Regions from separate parts of the Homo sapiens genome. Here region 2 is linked to region 1. A link is a contact called in ENCODE Hi-C or POLR2A ChIA-PET data. All regions are on one chromosome and are shown on one strand. The core of a region is the stretch at or near the end of the contact, and the rest is flanking DNA. Distances in the headings are between cores, read along the strand shown. Region 1 overlaps KIF5C (kinesin family member 5C). Region 2 holds the start of RIF1 (replication timing regulatory factor 1).

Region 1 (3,507 bases), core at 627-3,126:
AGGAGGATCACTTGAGGCCAGGCGTTTGAAACCAGCCTTAGCGAGACTCTGTCTCAATAATAATAATAATAAAATAAAATAAATTAAAAATTAGCTAGGTATGGCAGCTTACGCCTGTAGTCCCAACCACTTGGGAGGCTGAGGTGGGAAATTGAGCCCAGTAATTTGAGGCTGTGGTGAGCCATGTTTGTGTCACTGCACTCTAGTCTGGGTGACAGAATGACAATCTTTCTCAAAAAAACAAACAAAAAAGGATCAATGAGTTTATATATATATATATGGGTTATATTTATTGATATGTATCATATTAGAAATTAAAGCAAAATATTTAGAATACTGCCGGGTTCATTTAAAAAATAGTAATAAGCCCATACATGTTACCACAAATGTGATTTGTAATGAAAATAACTATTTTCAAAACAAAAAATAGCCAAATGGCATTGTTTTACATTTTTGCAAATCTCTTTGATGCCTGGTTATTTAATAGATGGCAGCTGGATTCCCCCAGCTGTTTCTGCATTCTGTCTGTTGCGGTGTGCTGTTTTGGTTGAAGTATATAAAGATAATCCCCCTTTGTCACACCAGACAAGATTCTTGGCCATTGGACAGCTAAGAAAACTGTGGAATGGGGAAGTTGGGATCATAGTGCCCGTATCACAGGCTTGTCTGGGATTGAATGAGAGAATGTGAAAGAAGAGAGAAAAAAGTCTTAGAAGAATACCTGGCAAAAATTAGGCCCCCGTGCATGTTAGCTAATGTTAAAGTGGTCATGGGGACAGACCTGAAAAGACAGCTGAGGTGGGACTGCAGGGAGAGAGGACAGAAATAACTGTAGGTAGGTGCTGCTATGGCAGAGGACTTTGAAACTGGCAATCTCAACCCAAAGAAGGGAATTGTGGAGCACCCGGAGGCAAGAATTCCTGATTCCATCTACAGCACAGTAGGCTCCTCCACTTTAATACTCCTCAGCTTCATGGTTCTCAGAGTCATAAATTCAGAGCAACTAAAATTGTTCCTCCACAGCAGATTGTACCAAAGCTCCAATGAGATAAATCCACTTCTATTCAGCAGTGATAAGTAGAGTACAATTGGTAATTCTTATAATGTGGGGATTGAATTATAAAAAGGCAAAAGAAAAACTAAAACTATGTACTGTTTGGATTAAGCTTAAATCCACTGCAAGCAATTGCAAAAGCCCAAGTTGGGTGTGAAAACGGTCTCTAAATACTTCTTGCAAAACCCTTGTATAATTAACTTCCTTCATTAGCTTTCCCCACCCCTTCTAAAGAAAGGTGATTTTATTTCCTCCTAAATCTGGTCACACGTTGCCACTTTGAATTACCATCTCCAGTTTGGCAGAGTGCCAGGGGAAGTCCTAGAGCAGGTCAGTTGGTCCAGTCCCCTGCCTCTAAGTGAGTGAGTGGCTACTTGGAAGAGAGTCAACAGGACTGGGTTTTAAAGATTCTCCAGACTCCTCAGTCTCTCTGGGATTAGAACAGACAGAAATGCTTTATCTCAGGGCAAAACCATTTACCTTTAAAATTTATATCTATTTTCTCCCATGAATTTATCTAAGGATATGAAGATCCAGATAGTGGGAAGGATGGATGAGAGCATCCTGCTGGAATCCATGTTTCTTGGGCCTGCTGGAAAGACTTCTCAGCAGACAGGCCTGTAGAGATCCTTAACTGGGGATGAAGAGGAACGCTGCATCCTAGTAAAGAAAGGACCCTTCATTGGCAGAGTTCCTGTGCTTTTCCTCTCCTTTCTCACTCTCCTTGAGGTGACTAAACTAAGCAGGTGGGGCCTCCTTTGTGGCCCCGTGTTTCTTCCAAACTATGAGCCAAAACCTGCTGAATCTTGCCCAGCGGGGATCGGGGGCTTTGACTGAGAGGCCTTCCAGGGGGAAATTGTGTCACTTTATGGTCTGCTGGAGTTATTGAGGCCGCCCCATTGCATTTGTGTCTAGTGCTTGCTGTGTCAACACGGTTTGGCTGCAAACATTGCGTCAGGCCATAATCCCACAATCCAAGGTATGTGCTGGCACCTCTCTGCCTCCAGGCACGCAGAACGGCCATCTCATCCGACCAAGGGGATCTTATCTGACCAGGGGGATAGCGTGCGTGGAGAAATGAACCTGTGAGAAAGTGAAATGGCAGTTTCAGTGGTGGCATTCAGGCAGGCACTCCTATTGGTTTTCAGCTCAGAATGCATTTTAAATAACAACTATGACCATGCTTTTAGGTTTTTCACTTCTAATTCTGGCAATAAGCCCAAAATTTCACCAGAAAGGCCATGTTCTTCCCAAAGACATCTTACTCTCTGTGACTTCTAAAAATGACAGAAATATCACCCTCTAGGGTTGTTTAAGCCCTTCTTAGTTGTGTAGCTTTGCCACTGTGGGTGATTATACCAAATGAGTTCTGTGAATATTTTTTCTTGTCAGTGAAGAGGTGGTTTTGTTTTTGTTTTTGTTTTTTTGAGACTGAGTCTCACTCTGTCACCCAGGCTGGAGTGCAGCAGCATGATCTCGGCTCACTGCAACCTCTGCTTCCCAGGTTCAAGCGATTCTCCTGTTTCAGCCTCCCAAGTAGCTGGGACTACACATACAAGCCACCATGCCGGGCTAATTTTTGTATTTTTAGTAGAGATGGGGTTTCACCATGTTGGCTGGGCTGGTTTCAAACTCCTGACCTCGAGTGATCCACCCGCGTTGGCCTCCCAAACCAAAGTGCTGGGATTATAGGCATCAGCCACTGCACTTGGCCAAGAGGTGGTATTTTTAAAAAGAATGTGTTGTTCTGTTTTTTTTTTTCTATTCAGTTTCTGTTCCGTATTTCTTCTCCCTTTTTCACCCACTTTGCTTGTATCTGCTTTAATAACCCCTTTCTAGACTGAGAATTTTTCTATTTATATGTAACTTACATCCTGCTGATTTATGCAAAATATGTGAGGTTGCTTACAATATTATAACATATAAATCAGAAGAGTGAAGAAAAAAAAGAGCATGGTAGCGGGAATCTGAGATATTACCACAGTTGAGCACCAAATGTTGATATAAGCCTTCTAGAGGCAAAACAGAAAGCATAATGCATAATGTGTCAGGTTACAGAGGGCTTTTTTTTTTTTTTTTTTTAATCAAAAGAGAAGTTGGGCTTTTCTTAGTGGCTGTTGTATTTCCAGTACCAGGTAATTCCATGTATTTCTTAAGGATAAGGCTCTACCTCCCTCTTGTCATCCCTGTCCCCATCCCCTAGAGTACCATGAGCTCTGCACAAAACCTATAGTAAGATCTCAGAGCTAGGGCCTCCAGCCGGTGACAGGAAACAGAGCCTTTCAGTGTCTTCTGAAAGTTGAGCTTACTGATGTTGGGTGCAGGCTGACAGAGGCCATTCAGGCTGGTCTAGACGTTCATCCTGGAGATGCGCCCAGCACCAGCCGAACTTCTGGTGGGAAGTGGAATGAAATGGACAGGGGTGGTCTTTTGGAGAATCTTATTATCCGATG
Region 2 (3,484 bases), core at 191-2,690, 2.4 Mb after region 1:
ATGTGTCTGATTTAGAGTTAATGCAATCCTGTCTGTTGTGGAGAGTGCACGAAGGCATATGAAAAGGGGAGAAGCAGACCGGGCGCGGTGGCTCACGCCTGTAATCCCAGCACTTTGGGTGTCCGAGGCGGGTGGATCACGAGGTCAGGGGTTCGAGACCAGCACGGCCAAGATGGTGAAACCCCGTCTCTACTAAAAGTACAAAAATTAGCCAGGTGTGGTGGCGGGCGCCTGTAATCCCAGCTGCTCGGGAGGCTGAGTCAGAGACTCGCTTGAACCCGGGAGGCAGAGGTTGCAGTGAGCCGAGATCGCACCACTGCACTCCAGCCTGGGCGAAAGAACGAGGCTCCGTCTTAAAAAAAAAAAAAGGCGGGGGAGGAGCAGCATATTCACAGTAAGGAGAAATGACTGTCATTGTGTTTACTGACGTTTCTCTAGGGAAGAAGCCCTGGCCAAATCCCACCCTTCAACCCCCCAGGGGCCTAACAGAAGAATGCACATCCTCGGGAGCTACCTAAATCTACTGAATTACAATGCATATGGGCGGGGCCCAGGAATCTGCAGTTTAATAACGAATATCCCCAGGCCATTGTTATGTACGCTTAAGACCTGAGAACCATTGGCCTCTCCAACCTTTTCTCACTTCACCTATTAAAAGCCCTATTTTATAGAGGAGGAAATTGAGGCATAGGTTAATTAACTTGCTAAAGTCACATGGAACCTAGACCAGCTGGAATCTAGACCAGCTTGAGATACAGTTCTTTTCTTTTTCTTTCTTTCTTTTTTTTTTTTTTTGAGAGACGGAGTCTTACTCTTACTCTGTCGCTCAGGCTGGAGTGCAGTGGCGTGATCTCGGCCCACTGCAACCTCCGCTTCCCGGGTTTAAGCGATTCTCCTGCCTCAGCTTCCCAAGTGGCTGGGACTACAGGCGTGCGCCACCACACCCAACTAATTTTTGTATTTTTGTTTTTTTTAAGTAGAGACGGGGTTTCACCATGTGTTGGCCAGGCTGGTCTCGAACTCCTGACCTCAGACTCGGCCTCCCAAAGTGCTTGGATTACAAGGTGTGAGTCACCGCGCCCGGCCAGCTCTTAGTCTTAAACCCAACAGTACGTTATCTCCTTTTGCTAACTGATTTGTTGCTAAAACTTCAACAAGCACTGGACTTGGAGTTTGAACACTTAGTCTGAGGGCCCACTATGTTCAGTCTAGTGAGTCTGAGCAATTAACTCACATTTTGAATTTCAAGTCTCTCGCCTTAGGCAAAACACCACCACCTGATGCTCACCAGAGGGGCGTGACGCGGCAGCTGGGCAGGGAAGGGATGGGAAGGGATGGGAAGGGAGGCGATCGATAACTCCGGTGTGCCGCTGACTGTTGGATTGGCTCGAACTTCTCCCGCCAGGCCTAACCTACTCCCGCGCACTCCTGGGCCCGCCCAGCCGCCATCTTGGTCTAGGAGGGAGCGCGCCGCACGCGTGAGTAAACAGCCGGAGCTGGGAAAGTCGAGCTCTGGCAGCGTCTGGGTGCTGAGGGGCAGAGGCGGAGAGAACCCTGTCCTGATCTTCCTAGGTGGGATAAATATCGGGGTGACAGTGGTAGGCCGCGGGGAACCCTCAGTCTGCCCACCCTCCGCCCCCTCGCGGCGAGATGCCTCGTTCCCCGGGCTTCTCCCGCCCTCCGCCGATCTCCTCCCTCTGTTGAAAGCTGCCCGGGAAAGTGGTGGCGGGAGCGGGCCCAGGCCCGAATGTGGCGTGGGCTCAGGTGTCTGGTGTCGGGCGCCGGAGGAGGTTCGCGCTGGGGTTTGGTGATTCGGAGGCCTGGGGTGCAGACGCGGCGTGGCTGTGAGGCCCGGGCGGGCGTGCGGGTGTGAGGGCCGGACTCACACTGGGCCGCCGCGGGGCTGTTTCCATCGGTCACTGGATTTTCTCCTCTTCCGGTTCGGGCCTCAGGGTGGCCGACATGACGGCCAGGGGTCAGAGCCCCCTCGCGCCGCTGTTGGAGACTTTGGAAGACCCTTCTGCCTCCCATGGAGGGCAGACTGACGCTTACCTGACTCTGACCAGGTGAGGTCCGCCACGGGGCGTAGCGGAGAGTGGGGCGCTCTATAGTGGGGAGAAAGAAGGTGGTTGGGAGGGGCGCGTAGAATGAATGTGAGTTCTAGAAGTCTAGCAAATGTGAGGACGCCCGAGTCGCGGACGCCTTGGGGGGCGGGGGAGATGTATTCTAGGTGACGTTCCCGGGTACTGCTGCTGCTGCGCTTGAGGTGTGTGTTTGGAACGAGGGAGCATGCACGTGTGTTTTGCAAGCGAGGGATTTTTAAAAGTTTCGGTTGGAAGTAGTTGTTGGAGGAGGGGTCTTCAGTGTAAACCTCCGATGTGTTGGGAAAATGTGGCTACCCAGAGTTTTTTTAACAGAGCAATACACTGATTTTTATTAATTGCAAAATGCTTCAAAGTAATTTTCATAGAAATGTACTAAAGTTTTGTAAAACCCTTTGGAAAGGCTTAGCAAATCGTTAGTAACTAGGAATAGGGATCCCTGTTCTGTCTTTTTGGAGTCAGGTTGTCACAACTTGCATGTACTCGATGTAAAAACTTATTCTGAGGGTTTTTCTACTTTCATTTCTGATATATATTGCATTATATATTCTGTATACCCTTAAGGACCTTACCTACTGGGTCAATTCATTTGCAGGAGTTAGAAAGTAATTTTTAAAAAGATTGTACATGTATTTTTGAGAGTATTTTTTTTTTTCCTGTCAACTACTTAAACTTGTGTTCTTCCTGCTTTTTAAGTCGTATGACTGGAGAAGAAGGAAAAGAAGTAATTACAGAAATTGAGAAAAAACTTCCTCGGCTGTACAAAGTTTTAAAGGTATGTATCTGTTTGTTAAACAGTTTTTCACTTTTGGTAGTTTGGTTTTTTTTTTTGGTTTTGTTTTTTTGTTTTGAGGTGTAGTTTTGCTCTTGTTGCCCAGGCGAGAGTGCAATGGCTCAGGCTCGGGCTCGGCTCACTGAAACCTCCGCCTCTCGGGTTCAAGCGATTCTCTTGCCTCAGCCTCCTGAATAGCTGGGATTATAGGCATCCGCCACCGCCCCGGCTAATTTTGTATTTTTAGTAGAGAAGGGGTTTCTCCATGTTGGTCAGGCTGGTCTCGAACTCCCGACCTCAGGTGATCCGCCTGCCTCAGCCTCCCAAAGTGTTGGGATTACAGGAGTGAGCCACTGTGTCCAGCCACTTTTGGTGGTTTTTAAAAGTTTTGCCAGTTGACTCAAAAGCTTTGAATCTAAAATAACAGCAATAATACTGATTATAATACTCTTTATTGTTACTTAAAGCTTCTCAGGTACTTTCTTAATTACCTTACACGCTTTATCACTTAACTCTCCATGGTTCCATGAGATTATTTCTTAATGATCACTTTGCAGGTGAAGAAATTAATTTAATTTGCCTAAAGTTGCCTAGGGGCACTTGAATCTGA

The links. Hi-C counts contacts between places; a loop is a spot of excess contacts on that map. ChIA-PET counts read pairs that join two places held with the same protein, here RNA polymerase II (POLR2A). Pooled maps may share reads with other maps.
Region 2: a pooled map shows a loop between it and region 1 (4-fold over the local background). The contact joins the promoter of RIF1 here to the enhancer-like site in region 1. A Hi-C loop is called at or near these places in 1 of 37 single-sample maps with no recorded cell type and 2 of 50 pooled maps. POLR2A ChIA-PET finds 5 or more read pairs at or near these places in 2 of 52 experiments (B cell and OCI-LY7).

What each region holds. Positions count from the first base shown.
Region 1 is chr2:149,018,600-149,022,106 of GRCh38, forward strand. The region is part of intron 25 of KIF5C (kinesin family member 5C); the gene reads left to right. Among named protein-coding and RNA genes, the nearest start is that of LYPD6B, 18 kb to the right of the region's middle. Within about 2 kb of position 1,877, at least 5 of the 41 ENCODE cell types and tissues checked have a DNase peak (open chromatin) inside an H3K27ac peak, as active enhancers do; they include B cell and OCI-LY7, where a contact is called at or near this core.
Region 2 is chr2:151,408,462-151,411,945 of GRCh38, forward strand. It overlaps RIF1 (replication timing regulatory factor 1), which reads left to right and starts at 1,441. Exons shown (of 36, transcript NM_018151.5): 1 at 1,441-1,572; 2 at 1,953-2,066; 3 at 2,799-2,877. The coding sequence starts at 1,963. RefSeq lists enhancers at 352-1,050, 1,051-1,749, 1,354-1,513 and a silencer at 354-648.